Regions from separate parts of the Homo sapiens genome. Here region 1 is linked to region 2. The links are chromatin loops, found by intact Hi-C in ENCODE. Cell type or tissue: OCI-LY7. All regions are shown on one strand.

The links. Hi-C counts contacts between places; a loop is a spot of excess contacts. Peaks named below come from ENCODE experiments on the same cell type or tissue, not always from the same donor. Only the 100,000 strongest peaks of a DNase experiment are listed, where the experiment ranks them.
Region 1: it touches region 2 in a loop (4-fold over the local background); 51 of 110 quality-filtered maps call a loop at or near these places.

The regions. Positions count from the first base shown.
Region 1 is chr1:199,680,307-199,688,306 of GRCh38, forward strand. No RefSeq gene overlaps it. Among named protein-coding and RNA genes, the nearest start is that of NR5A2, 340 kb to the right of the region's middle. In OCI-LY7, a CTCF peak has its summit at 4,554 (motif pointing right); a DNase peak (open chromatin) is centred at 4,535.
Region 2 is chr1:200,303,145-200,311,144 of GRCh38, forward strand. No RefSeq gene overlaps it. Among named protein-coding and RNA genes, the nearest start is that of LINC00862, 67 kb to the right of the region's middle. In OCI-LY7, CTCF peaks have their summits at 4,511 (motif pointing left) and 4,710; DNase peaks (open chromatin) are centred at 3,997 and 4,527; H3K4me3 peaks cover 1,711 bases; H3K27ac peaks cover 1,496 bases.

The sequences.
Region 1 (8,000 bases), 620 kb before region 2:
CTGGAGTACCTATATTAATATCAGAGTATACTTCAAGATAAGTATTTCTGGCCAGGCGCGGTGGCTCATGCCTGTAATCCCAGCACTTTGGGAAGCTGAGGCAGGTGGATCACTTGAGGTCAGGAGTTCAAGACTATCCTGGCCAACATGGTGAAACCCTGTCTTTACTAAAAATACAAAAATTAGCCAAGAATAGTGGTGTGTGCCTGTAGTCCCAGCTCCTCGGGAGGCTGAGGCCAGAGAATTGCTTGAACCCGGAGACAGAGGTTTCAGTGAGCCGAGATTGTACCACTGCACTCCTGCCTGGGTGACAGAGCAAGACTCCATCTCAAAAAAAAAAAAAAAAAAAAAAAAAGTCAAGTATTGCCATGAATTGAAAAGAACATTTCATAATAATCAGGAGTCAATTAATCAAGAAACACTAACAATCCTAAATGTAAATAAACCTAATAATATCATGGATCTAATAAAACTTCAAAATGCACAAAGCAAAAACTAAAGAAATAAAGGAAGAAATAGACAAATCCACAATTACATTTGGAGATGCTACCTCTTATCTTTCTAGAATTGATAGAAAAACTGTCCAAAAAATCAATAATTATATTAAAGATATCAGTTGAACAATTGAACCTAGTTAACAAATGTCAGTAGTACACTACACCCAACAATGGCACAATGCATATTCTGTTCAGTAGTACATGGAGTATTCACCTACAGAAATTATATGCTGGGCCACAAGAAGTTTCAGGAATTTGGAAATATTGTAATCATACAGTGTATGTTTTATGACTAAAAAGATCAAATGAGCAATCAATAGCAAAAAGATATCTAGGAGTTTCTAAGCCTTTAGGATAATGCCATTCACTTGATTCCAAGTCTCCATACACACTATCCCCGGAAACATCAAATCACCAAATAGTGCAAATAAAACCACACAAGACTAAGAGATTAAAAAAATACCATGAATTTCAATAACCTATAAGTACACTAAAAAAAAAAATCCAACAGAGCTCTCATTACTAACTGCAAACTTTTGAGTGGACAGAGTGGGAAAAAGAACTGAAATGAAACCAAAAAATACTGTCCCATAAAGAGAAAAAGAGAAAGTCTAACACTAAATGGTAAAAACTGAACAAAGGTTTGGGACTTGGTCATTCACAACACTGTCTTTGGAAAAGGGGTTATAAAGTGATCACGATTAGAAGTGACAGTCTCAAAGAATCATTGCTTCTTGGGAAAATCAGATTAATAGTGAAAAGGTGGTACCTCTTGGAGATAGGGCAGTGCAAGGAAGTAGAAAATCTTCCCTTCCCAGCACCAGTATCATACATTAAATGCACTGCATTTCACTAAACTGACAGAAAAAGGGCTCCTGTCCTAGGACTCTGTCCACAGTGCACAGAAATAGGAAAAAAAAAATTTCATGCATAACTACTAAACATAGGAAACAGAAAATATGACCCAAAAGAATCAGCTGATGACAATTCTTCCCTAAATACAATAGTTACATAGAAGAAATGGTAATATAACAATTTGTACTAAATTATATATCCTTAAGTATTTTGGGATATAAAAAATAATTTGGAATCATAAATTCTAAAATTAAAAACAAAAAGGGACAAAGGAGAGTAGAACATAAAATTGAATAGACCACATTTAAGATAAAAATAGAATAAAACAAAATAATATTAGAAATAAAGATGAAATTATAAAGGGATAACAGATTCAAATTTAAATAGTAATGAGTATTGAATAAAAAAAGGGAAGACATCCAAGAAAACAAAACTGATATTTTTTTCTAAACAGAGAAAAAAAAATTCAGAAAGTGGTTGCAGTGTAATTCAGGTAAAGAAGAGCCAACTTAAATGTTACTGAAGAAGGAAGGAAGGAAGGAAGGAAGGAAGGAAGGAAGGAAGGAAGGAAGGAAGGAAGGAAATATTAAAAACCATAAACAAAAAAAACTTTCCAGAAATAAAAGAAAAAGTGAATCTACACATTGAAAAGTTATAGCAGATACCTAGGAAAAGGCCTAACAATAAGCATTGTATTTATTTGTAGATCTAAGACCAAAACAAGGATGAGGCTCTGAATAATGTCATATGTGAGTATGGTTTGTTCTCACAAAACAGAAAGAATGCAACTAAAAAAATATTGGCTTTCTCACTTGTATATTTATTAGATGTGAGTCAAAATACATCATTTAAAACTGACAGATCTTACAGCAAATGGTAAAAAATATAAGTAAAAAGTTAACCACTGGAACAAAAGTTCCAAATCCTAAGAATTGAAAAGAAAATTTTAAATGGCAAAGAAGACACAACAAATAATACACAATATACACAGAAGTTATATTATAACAAAAGTTGAAAATACATCAGTTGAAGTAATAAATGTGAAATTATTTAATTCATTTAATAAGAAAAATATTTTCAAGTTGGCTCATAAAGCAAAATCCAACCCTGTGCTGAATACATGATACTGTTAAGGTTCTATATATTTAAAGCAACTGTTGAAAAGACAAAGCTAAAACTAAATTCAAACAAACAATTAAATTCAACTGAACTCTATTTCAATTGAATAACAATCACATTTGAGAAAACTAATTTAAGGAAGTTTTGAACACAATATTTTGACTTTTACATTCAAAATATTCATAGTACTTTGACATTATACATACAAAAAAGACTTCAGGTCTGTTTGCAATTGTACCCAACCCCAACTCTGGGGTGTACAATTGCAAACAGACCTGAAATCTTTTTTGTAAGTTTAATATGTGAGAGTGTGTGTGTGTGTGTGTGTGTGTGTGTGTGTGTGTGTTGTCCTGGTTGTGACAATTCTAAAACTACTTCATGTGCTTTGTTTTACAATGTTGATATTGTGGGGGCGGTGGGTGGGTGGCTCTTTTACTGAGGAAGAAAGGAATATTATTTGGCAATAAAAAGGTTAATGCATGTCACGTAACACAGATGAGCATCAGATTCCATTTATATGGAATTCTGAAACAGGCAACATTAATACATGACGAAAGAAACCAGAACAGTGGTTTACTTGGGGGAGCTGGGGCAGAGGTGGTGATGGGGAGTAGGACCTTGTAATTTAAGTATAATCACAATCAGCTTTATTTATAATAATCACTTCATCACAAGGAAGCTTTTCTCAGTATCAATGCATAAATATATATAAAAACACAGTTAGCAAACTTCCAGTCTTTTCCTTCCCAGCCAGTGTGAAATTGCTTATAAAATTTCTGTTGACTTTTGCCATTTATTTACACCTACTGGCAGAATGTCCACCATGGCCAACTTGACTCTGACCATTCCTAAAGTAAAGACTGATCTAAAGGATCTGGAATAAGGTCTACCTGATATTCAAAAAGAGAAGCACAAGCCATCTGCCCTGAGTGATAAGCGGCATGACTTTTTCTTATTATGCAGCACTGTTATACTGTGCAAGAGTGTCCCATACAATGCAATTTACACAGCTGTACTGCTCTCACTGAGAAGATGCCCTTTAAAACAATGCTGTATTTTTGCTCGAAATTTTACATACTTTAAGATAAAGAATGGACTGGAAAGTAATTTCTACTAAAGAAAACTTCTATAAGAAAACATACGGTTTTTAAAAATCTATGAGACTGCATTTCAAAGTATCTTTTATTATTGGCAACTAAAAATTACTTTCTCCAATAATGGCAATCTGCAAAACAAACTGCTGTATTTTCACAGTGTCCAATCTGTTGTTTCTCTACAACTAATAACTTCTTGAATAAAAGTGCCCAGACTTTTTCCTAAAATTCAGATTTTGACACTATAATCTACATTATATTTATATAATCATCTGAATTCCAGTACCTTAATTACAATAAAACATGCACTTTTTAAAAAACATTTTGTGCTTAAAATTTCTTATTGACACAATCAACCCTTTTGTCTATTTTTAATAGTAATAATAAAATTTCCCAGTAGGTAAAAGAAACATACAAATTATGTAAAATTTATTCTAATTGTTGATTATCAATATTTGATTCTCAGAATAGTAGCAGTTTTAACACTTTTACTACAATCACAAGTGCTAGTTCATGTCAGAATAAGTAGACTAAACCTTTATCTGTGTATCTCTCAAGCACGTAAGTTAATGTCAAAAAAACAAAGATAAGATATAATACTAAGCATTTCAATTCTGTGTGGATATTTGTATATTACACAAGCTTTTACATGTCAGTGTATTTCAATCCTTTCCAACAAACTAAACAAACTAAATTTTGATATCTGGTCTTTTTTTATTTTTATTTTATTTTTTTTTAACTCCAAGCTACTGTATATTCTTTCAAATCTCTGTAAATATTCTGTATTTCTAGGTTTTTGGTCCTATTATTTTAGCAATATATAATGACATAATTCTGTATTTAAGACAATGATTTCTTCCAATGTGATTTTTTTTCCCCATATGGATAATATTCTGAAGGGCCATAATATAGCATGCCTGCCAGGGCAGGTTGAGGGGAGGAAGGAAGCATGGTTATAAACAGCACCACTGGCATATATCCACTAGGTGTCAGTCATGCAGTTAGCATCAATTTACATTCTTAATCCTGATGGTCATAAACACAAATTCTATTAAAGCTACCCCTGATTCAGTATGAACATACCACAGAGACTCCTAGAATTTTATGCAATGTGGAATAAAGTCTTGTGACTAGAAGAGCTACTGTTTTGCACTAGTGAGGACTTCAGTCATCAATGAAATGCAGGCTTTTCCGAAGTGCCATTGTTAGTTGAGGACAACTGTGTTGGGGGCAGTTGTGATGACTCTAATCAGTTTAGATTGATATGGTATCTAAATGAGAGAATGATAGGGTATCATTTCAGAGAGTTCTCTTGAAAGATTTAGCTTATGGAAACAGGGAAGCACAATGCAGAATATTTCTTATATATTTAACATTTAGAATATTTCAAAGAATACCCCCTCCCCAAATGCTGATTATATTGAGAATAAAATAGTCTTGGGGAAATTGACTTAAGAACACAAGACATCTTGGGTTGTTGCTACCAAAATCAAAAATTAGTTCTATTCTTTCAGACACCTGATGTATTCTTCTCAGTAAAACAATGTGTGAGTTTTATAGGAGAGGTTCTTAAGGATTCTTTTAGAAAAGTGTCATATAAGGTGCTTACTGTTTCTGGGAAGGCAGTATAATGACTGTCTACTCAGTTATCAGATTGTCTCAATCCAGTTCAAAGTGTTAATTGTCACCGTGGACTATGTTTGAACTCCTTGCTGTATGACTAATCCCAAGCATTAGTCACCATAATCCCAAGCATTCCACACAATTTCCAAATAAATATGGGAGGCAAAATAGAAATAAGGTTCATAAAGATCTTTAGGAAAGGCTTGGTTCCTTCAACAGTAAAATTAACGAACCAAATTAAGTGGTCTCAGATTTTCTTTCCAGCTCTGCTGTTTTGTGATTCTATGATGCAACATGTTGTTTTCCTTAAAACAATGGAAACTTTTTATGATGAGTAGTTGTAACATGTTAGTTGTTCTTAAAGATAGAAAAATGTAAATATGTGTTATCAATTACATTACTCCTCAACCCTGATCCCTGCTTTTGTGGTCTAAAAGTTTATCATTTTTCTCCCTTCTCACACCCAGTGCAAGTCAAGGATTTCTCTTCCAGAGTTATCTTTATGTTGCTTCTATTCCCATTTCTCATTTCCAATCCCAACTCATCATCCACTCCCTAGCCCTGCACTCCCACTTAAAACGAGATCGTCTTTGAAGAAATATTAATTTGGAGATTTAGTGAGATCCTACCCTACTTAAAGTCTGCTGCAGATAAAGTCACAGTCAGGCAAGGAACTATAGTTACAGGATGTTTCCAAGGCATGAGGAGCAGCATATAATACTCTCAGTACTTTTGACACCATTGTGATGATGAGATTTCATAACTGAGAATCAGATAAGCATACAATCTATATCATGCTTGTTGAGAAGATCAAAAAAGTGGAACTTGGAATTCTAAGATGTGCAGATACAACACCTGTCCTCAGAGTATCATCCAGTTTCTATGCATCCTTTTTATAAAACCTTGCATTAATTCAGCTTCTCAACAAATATTTATTGGCCAACTCTATGCCAAGCACTGTGCTGAGCCTTGGAAATGAAGCTGTGAAACAGGCAAAGGCTATCTGTTGTCAAAGGATTTAAAGTCTAGTAGAGAATAGTGATGAATTAAAGCACATAAGGTTCTAATGGGAAATAAAAATCACTGGGTTATTCTTACATAATACAGCACTAGTATGGTTACCAGTATAAATAAAACATAATGCTGTACAGAGCAGACATGTAGATTCTCCCAAGCAATGTGTCCTAAATTGCAGGATGATTTCCATGTAAATTGCAGAGCTATAGTTCCAGGGAGTCTTAGATGCATGAACTGAGACAGTTCTAAAGAATCCCTTCATTCAGTTACTACTTTAGAATTCTGGAAGCCTGTATGAACCTAAGAAATACATTGCTCAGAGATCAGATTCTAGCCCACTGTTTTCATTAATTTTATTTTTATTTCCTCAAAAACCTTATCAAAGTGTGATGCCTTTGAAATGAAAAGCTATTCCCTCCTTCCTTTATACTTTTGATGTTAGGCTCCCTCGGAAAGACTTTAAGTAGAAAACCCTTGGAAGGCCTCAAAGCCAATCCTGCTGTCACTTTGCACAACTTATAAAGGACAAACTAGCTAATAGACTACTAGAAAGGAGAAGTTTATTAAACCAAGCAATTAGCTCTTTACTTTAAAGGGATTTGATGAGACTAAATGAAGTAAAATATAAGAGGTAACTTAAGTTTTTTTGAAAGGGAAGACAAAGTGTTCAGGGCTATAGGAATAAAGGTACAAAGATTTAATGAATATTTGTCCGGTGCTTTACACTTTATAAGTGGTTTTCACTTACTTTATTGGCTCCTCACAATAGCTGTTAAATAAGCAGGGCAGATACAGAGCTTTCTGTGGTCCCTGAATATGGGTCATCAAAGTAACAATGAAACACATACCTTGCAAGTTTATATAAACCTCGCTGAGTGGTGAGGGGCGGAATGCTGTTGGGGCTGGCCAGCAAGATCTCACTACAGCACAGCGTTAGCAACCATGCACAGGCTGACAAGAATAAGGAGAGAGGAACTGCTGGGCGAGCATGACTCCCAGAAGACAGATGGAGGGGCTATTAGACACAATTAAGCCAAGTCTCAGAGAGGCTAAAATGAGGTATTTAAGACTGTATAGTCTGATGACACACCACTCATTAGTCACCCAGTTTAGTAACAGTCCTTCTAATATGCCATATTTTCTCTTAAACAGTTGTTAAAGCAAGGGACAGGGTGGTTGGTCTTCCTGGGTTGAAGGCTTACTATATGCAAGATGAATTTGAGGTACTGGGCGTACATTACCTCTGTAGTAAAGGTGTGTGGATATTAACTTTTCTTAAAATTTAAATTATATTTTCAGTGTCCTAAAGAAAAAATTCTACCATCAGCTCTCCTGGAAAGCGAGAAATTGGGTTATAAAGCAAATGTTCTACTCCTTATCCCAATTTACCTTCCATAGTCTTAAAGCCAAAACCTCAGGTACTGGTCATATCCTGGCATGAAAAATAATTAGATTGCACTTACATAAAGGAGGTTATGAACTGAGCCTTTTCAGACTCCAAAATGTTCTAGACAAAAGCAAACAAGCTAAGGATTTGTTCCCTATCAAGAAAATTGTTCATCTATATCCCCTCTCATTTCCTCAATATTTTGACCTTACCCCAGCTGGTTAGCCAGCCCCACAATCCATTTAGACTTTAGAACAGAAATAAAATGCATACATACATACTGTAGCTGTAATTCAATTAATCTTCTCCTTGGGTTTCCTCTGCTCTGTGCCAGGGTCATTTGTAAGGCCATCACTCAGTCCAAACTGTTGCACCTGTGCTGCTATTGAAACACCCCTTCCTCCCTTT
Region 2 (8,000 bases):
CCAATTTTCACTGCACCCTTCCACTCTTGTGTGAAATGGAGTGGAATGTTCTTTTCAGCGTTCATCTCTAAAGGGAGAAGAACTATTTCTCACTATGTGAATACCTCACGGGGGATTCCCATTAAATAAAACTGCTTGATGATGACCTAATTTGTTCATTCAAGAGAAGAAACTCTTCCTATCCATACATTATTGTTGTTATGGTTTCCGTTGTTAAATTATACATAAAAAGCCTCAGCTGAACCAAGCCTATTTTAGAAATAAAAATGTTCTTGGGACATGAATCTTAATGAGATCCTTATTTTAAATTGCGCCTGAAAATATGCATTGTTTTCAGTGCTTCCTTATATTTTCACCAATTTGTTGTCCTAAATGCATTTTAAAAAAGTTATAAAATGCATTTTCTTATAATGTGTTCTAGGTTTGTCTGTTGCCTTTTTGGTCTTAGGTTACTTTTTAGTGACCAGAAAATAAAATGTGTAGTTAAAAGAGGTTTTCCAGGCTGGGCGCAGTGGTTCACGCCAGTAATCCCAGCACATTGAAAGGCCAAGAAGGGCAGATTGCCTGAGCCCAAGAGTTCTTTACAATGCAGCTTTTTTACAATGTCTAGATCCCTGTCCCATCCACGCACATATGCACAGACACACTACAGAGCGCCCAGCTCACAGCAGACACTAAATGGTGAGAGAATGCAAGAGGGGGTCAGTGGTCCTGTGTCTCCCTAAGTCCTGGGCAACAAGGCAAACACCTGTCTCTATAAAAAATTTAAAAAAAAAAAATTAGCCAGGCATGGTGGTGTACATGTCTGTAGTCCCAGCTACTGGGGTGGGGGGAAGGGAGTTGGGAGTGCTGAGGGGGTTGGCAGGTTGAGATGGGAGGATGGCTTGAGTCTGGGATGTTGAGGCTGCAATGAGCCACTGCACTCCAGCCTGGGCAACAGATTGAGATCCTCAAAAAAAAAAAAAAAAAAATCAGGTTTTCCAAAATGATATGCCAATTCATGCCGTTCGCCCTCCAAAATAAACCCCTTTACAGTCTTTTGCCTTCCCTGTGTCCACTTTTCCTCTGTACTAAATCTTTTCAAACACAAATGAATCTATAAACAAGTGTTTTCCCAAGATGCGGTTCTTAGAACACCAGTTCTGCAAGCTCCTCTCTGGGAAAGAAGCTGGCCAGTGTATCTGGGAAACCTGGCACATTCTCTCTCTGAGGATTACATCTCACATTAAGACTCTCAGTCAAGAAACTTGCTGAACTTGGCCCAGCCCAGCATTTTCCAAATTTATTTGGATGTGGAACCCTTTTCCAAGCAAGATTTATTAATACACTGTGGAATTTGTATTTCCAGGATTACACTTTAGGAATTGGTGATTTAAACCATCTAATATATGGAATAATTTTAGATCAAATAAAACTGAGATGTCAAGATCCACCATAAGAATTTTTTAAGAGAATTAAGAAGAAGCTGGCTCTAATTGCTATTTGTGAATTTTATAAAGTCATTTTGCTAAAAAAAAAAATAAAAATGTTTTAAATAACTGGAAGGGTAGACATCATGTCAGAATTCTGAAACTATACTAAATAAAAAGCTTCCAGAAATACCCCTTTTTCCCCCATGGGAGCTATAACCCAAAGTGTGGTACAGTTTATCTTGGTTGAGTCAGCTTCCCCATTAGCCCCAACACACCTGGAGTATTTAAAAGTAGTCCCCTAGGTATAGATTCCTGCAGCATTGGAAGTAGATTCAAGGCTCAGAAGAAAGGGCCACCCAGTCCAAACCTATTCTACTATTACTTGAGCCCCACCCTTGCCCCCCAAAAACAACCATGCACCCCAGCAGGCTCTAAGCTGCCAGAAGAACTGCATGTTTGACAAGCCTTATATGTGCTTTCTTTCCCTTGAGGCAGAGCTAACGGAGAAAAAGTACACACAAACATTACCCTTGAGAACAAGACAGTCAAGCTAGTAGTCTAAGGACTGTTCAAACTGTGACCCATCTGGACTAATTTTTATTTAACGAAAACATTTTATAAAAGGAACTCCAGGTATGTCAGGCACCTGGACTAATAGGAAGAGGGGGAATAGGCAAATGAAAAGGGCTGCATTTAGTCCTTCTCAATCGGAGAGGTTCTTCAGAAAGTGAGACAGAAGTGTTTATGTTTTTTTGTTTTTTTGTTTGAGATGGAGTCTCGCTCTGTCACCCATGCTGGAGTGTAATGGTGCAATCTCGGCTCACTGCAGCCTCCACCTCCCGGGTTCAAGTGATTCTCCTGTCTTAGCCTTCCGAGTAGCTGGGATTACAGGCACATGCCACCACGCCAGGCTAATTTGTGTATTTTTAGTAGAGACGGGGTTTCACCATGTTGGCCATGCTGGTCTCGAACTCCTGGCCTTAAGATATCAGCCCGCCTCAGCCTCCCAAAGTGCTGGGATTACAGGCGCGAGCCACTGCACCCGGCAGAAGTGTTTATGTTAAAACACCTAAAAAATTGCCGTTTGACACCCCTGCCTATCCATGGCTTCCTATAGCACACTTCCTTCTCCCTACCCCACATATGAAGGCACAGAAGGTAACATGGATGCAAGTATGAGATTATGCATTAAATTTCTCCCATATTCCTCACAACACTTAGCAGAGAACTAGATAATAAATAGATGTCCAAATAAGTAATAATTGATTGATTAATTAATTGATCAACTGATGGCCCTTCTAAAGTTACTAATTATCTGAGAGAAGCTGGACTCATAATGCAAACACTTTGTTCCTGTTTCACCCCAGGAGATTATCTTACATTTCAAGGGAACTTCACAGATTGAACTGGACTATGAAAAATGAACCAAAACAAGCTGGCAAATAGTTCTCAAATTGTATTCCACCCACAAAATTTGCATTGCTTCTGTTTGTCAAATGCCACCAGGCCCTTCATATCTATCATCTTCTCCCACATAGAATAGCCTGAAACTGTGAAGTTGTGTGTGCATACATGCTTTCTGTTACCTAATAATTATGAATTTTATGGAAACTTTCTAAAGGAATACAAATAATAGGCAAAATCTGTCTCATCTAAGCCCATCTAGTGATTGTTTTGTTTGTTTTTGAGACAGAGTCTCGCTGTCGCCCACGCTAAAGTGCAGTGCCATGATCTCAATTCACTGCAGCCTCCGGCTCCTGGGTTCAAGCAATTCTGCCTCAGCCTCCCGAGTAGCTGGGACTAAAGGCGTGTGCCACCACACTCTACTAATTTTTTGTATTTTCAGTAGAGACGGGATTTCACCGTGTTAGCCAGGATGGTCTCAATCCCCTGACCTTGTGATACACCTGCCTTGGCCTCCCAAAGTGCTGGGATATAGCCACAATGCCCAGCTATAATTATTTTAAAGTTGGATGTTTGACTTCTTTAAGATTTAAACACAGGCTTAATTTCATCACTAAGAATTACTAGCATCACATCATATACCCCATTAAACAAATGAGTCTATCCTGAGACATTTACAATCATAAACCATATTAAGACCTAGAGTCTGCTACTTAAAATTCTTTTTTTTCTTTTTTTTTTTTTTTTTGAGACAGAGTCTTGCTCTGTCGCCCAGGCTGGAGTGCAGTGGTGCGATCTTGGCTCACTACAACCTCCGCCTCCCGGGTTCAAGTGATTCTCCTGCCTCAGCCTCCCAAGTAGCTAAGACTGCAGGCATATACCACCACGCCTGGCTAATTTTTGTAATTTTATTAGAGATGGGGTTTCAACTTGTTGGCCAGGCTGGTCTCTAACTCCTGACTTCAAGTGATCTGCCCACCTCAACTCCCCAAAGTACTGGGATTACAGGTGTGAGCCACCGTGCCTGACCAGCTACGTAAAATTCTCATATTTGAATTGGCTAGACATGTTTAAAGAAGAAAAAAACTATCCAGTGTGCATAAAAATTGTAGCATGCCTCTGCATCCATGCTTCTCATACTTTCACAGGAAATGAAAGTGATACTTAATTATCAAAATAAAAATCCACAGAATCTACATGTGCAAAACAACTTCCTTTTTCTGTTATTCTCAGTCACCTAAGGACAAGAACTGAAAGAGATCTTTTGGCTGTTGGTTCCAAGAAACAAAAGTATTTTCCTATTCAGAATAAGTAATCTCTTAGGGTAACTTATATACTATTTAAACAATGATACTATGTAGTAAAATAAAATACTAATCGCCACTCAAGAAATTATATTTGATTTGATATGGAATATGTAAATGCCTCTGAGTCAACCAATAATCAAGCTCTGTGCTTTTCTCTCCATGGTGCTCAACTTCTAACAAAACGTTGTCTTTCAATTTTTGTGACCTCAAAGTCCAGGACTGCTGATTCAATCTCACGCTACTCCTCTACGAATATTTTAGGGCAGTTTGATGGGACATTATGTCCACAATCTATCCAAGCCAAATCAAGGTTATTGACAGGATCTCACATAGATAAATTTCACCTTTAAAAGTTTTCCACCGTCAGGAAAATGGGGCTGCTACAGGCTGGTGTTTATGCTGCCACCTCTCGGCCTTATAAGGAAATACATCTCAGGGAGAGGAAAGGAGAATTCTTGCTGCAAATTATATTCCTATTGTATTTATGTTAGGGCCCATGAATGCTTCTTAAATGGGGAAAGAGGAGCTCACAGCCTGCAGAATATTATGAAAGCCTGAATCCTCTCTCCAGAAAAAAAAAACACATACACAATAGTTTTTTGTAGATAAATTTGGACGTCTTGAAGCCCATCCATGTCCCACTTTCTATACTACAAATTCAGCAGAGCAACCTCATTTTTCGTGTTGTGACAAAAATTCTGTAAAATGGAAGAAACTGGACATTCTGGGAGGATGGTTAGAATATAAGATACCAATAGCATCTTATTCAGAAGAAAAATTTTGACATCAAATGATTTTTAGTTCAAAATTAGTAGTGTGTTGGGGGAAAAAAAAACCGATAAACTTTTCCCTGCAGCCAAGAATGTTTGGATTTTGTTTCAAAGTTAATCAATTGGAAAGGCTCTCTGGGAATTCTGGGTGGTATTTCCAACAGAAACATTATGCTTTTGACACCTCTATTGTTGATATGTTAAATCCTCTGGCAGTTGAGTTTTGGATCAAGTAACTCGGTGGGTCTGCTGCACGTGGTCTGTTTATTTGTTTAGCTTATAGAAATGTCTTCTGTGTTCCTATGAATATTTTTGCAGCACAGGTTACACAGAGCTGTCAGCTGCCTCCAAGTGTTTTAAGGACGGATGCTTGACTTGTTTAAGATTTAAGCACAGGCTTAATTTCATCACTAAGAATTACTAATGGCACATAATATATACCATTAAACAAATACATCTATCTTGAGACATTTTATTGTCATCAGCCATATTAAGACCCAGAATCTGTTTTGTGTGTGTGTGTGTGTTTTTTGTGTTTTTTTTTTTTTTGAGACAGAGTCTCACTCTGTAGCCCAGGCTGGAGTGCAGTGGCGTGATCTTGGCTCACTGCAACCTCTGCCTCTGGGGTCCCGGTTCAAGCAATTCTCCTGCCTCAGCCTCTTGAGTAGCTGTGATTACACGCATGCATGACCATGACCAGCTAATTTTTGTATTTTTAGTAGAGACGGGGTTTCACCATGTTGGCCAGGCTGGTCTTGAACTTCTGACCTCGTGATCTGCCTGCCTCAGCCTCCCAAAGTGCTGGGATTACAGGCGTGAGCCACTGTGCCTGGTCAAGACCCAGAATCTTAATATCTCTACTTAAAATGCTTATATTTGAACTGGCTAGGTTTGTTTAAAGGTATCAATGGGAGAGCATATCCCAGTGCTCTCCAAATCTGGAGGCCTCCTCATTCTCCCCAAAATGAAGTCATTCTTCCCATTTCCTACCTAGGGAAAAGTGTCTGGCTGAGTCGTTGGAGCATCTGAGAAACTGCTTGAACTAATCCATGCAGTCTTCCACTCTAATGGCATGATTGGCAGATACCTAAAGAGATATCGATTGGTCCAGTTCATCCAACACACTGTTCCTTTTGCCTGTCAGTGTGACCAAGGTATTAGCCCAGTAACACTTGAAACCCCTTACACTTCCCTTTCATAAAATTAGCACTCTCTTTATGAGTTCTCCCAAATATCTGCTGCATGTTAACAGAATAAACAATTTTTTTACATGTACAGTGACAGAACCTGGTCACTTGGTCTGCCTAGAGGAACAAGCAGTTCTCCCATCCTCCTTTTTGTCCTCATTAAGTTTCATTTTTATCTTTGCTGCTACTCTCATAACTCTCATATTATTCCATCAACATGCAATATTTTATCTTGGAAAGTAGATCATCATTATTTTATGGGAGAAAAAAGGTTTCTCAGTGCCCTGTGAGTGTTACTACCAGCTAAGAACAATTGAACAGACTCCTAACTGATGAAGCAGCGAGCCCTAATAGTGTTGCTGCTGCCCAGTCTGGGTTGCTTCAGGAGTTTTTACGTTTTATTAACATAATAAAATGTAGCTTCTAGAGTTATCTACAGTACGTAATTACAAATGCATATTATTGATATTATCCACGTGATGCTTGAGTTTGCTTTTCCATTAATAGAAACTCTGCATTTTATAAATTAATCATACAAAGAATGAATGATGGCTTATTCAAGTCTGTCTATAAATCGGTATTTTAGAAGCAGTTATACTCACAGTAGAGTAGCCGTTTCTTTAGTGACACAGTTTGTTCCAAAAGATGATTTTAAATGCATTTGTTCATAAACACAAAGTGGTACTATACAAGTAATAAAATGGGCCGGGCGTGGTAGCTCACACCCGTGATCCCAGCACTTTGGGAGGCCGAGGCGGTAGGATCACTTGAGGCCAGCCTCAGCAACATGGCGAGACCCTGTTCTCTACAAAAATTCACTAGGCATGGTAACACACACCTATAGTCCTGGTTACTCAAGAGACTGAGATGGGGCCAGGCACGGTGTCTCACGCCTGTAATCCCAGCACTTTGGGAGGCCAAGGTGGGCAGATCACCTGAGGTCAGGAGTTTGAGTCCAGCCTGGCCAATATGACGAAACCCTATCTCTACTAAAAATACAAAAATTGCCAGGCATGGTGGCTCACACCTGTAATCCCAGCACTTTGGGAGGCCGAGACAGACGGATCACCTGAGGTCAGGAGATCGAGACCAGCCTGACCCACATGGTGAAACCCCGTCTCTACTAAAAATGCAAAAAGAAATTAGCCAGGGGTGGTGTCAGGCACCTGTAATCCCAGCTACTCAGGAGCCTAAGAAGGAGAATCACTTGAACCCAGGGGGCGGAGTTTGCAGCAAGCCGAGATCGCACCACTGCACTCCAGCCTAGGTGACAGAGCAAGACTCCATCTCAAAAAAAAACAACTCCAAACTCTACTTGTCCAGAGTCAGAACAAAAACCACCAAGGTCTTTTGCCAGTGTCCCCATCACAGGAGATGGCACCACCATCATCCAGCCCCAGAAACCAACCCAGGGGCCATCTGCGTCTCCCCACATCTAACCCATCAACAAGCTTTGTGGATTTTGCATGCCACGTATCTCTTGGATTTGTCTATTTCTCCCCACCTCCACTGTCACCCTCTGGTTTGAACTCCATCATATCTCACCAGAGTTCATGCAGTTGGCCCATAGCCCAGCTCTCTGCATCCACCCCAGGTCTATCTCAAATCCATTTTCCATGTTGCAGCAAGAGGAGTGATGTGAAACCCAAACCATGCCACCCTTCCCACATCGAAAATATTTCAATTGCTTTCTATTGATCTTGAGACAAACAATAAATTCCTTTCCATAGCCCACAAACTCTTCCTACATGGTTTGACTTCGTGTAGCATTCATCTCTTCCTAGTATCAAAATGACCTTCTTTCAGTTCCTCAGCCTCAACTCTCCCTCTTGTCACAAGGGCTGTAAAGCACAAATTCTGCTCCCATTTAGTTGGTTAACTCTTACTCATCTTTCAGATCCCAGCTTCAGATACTATTTT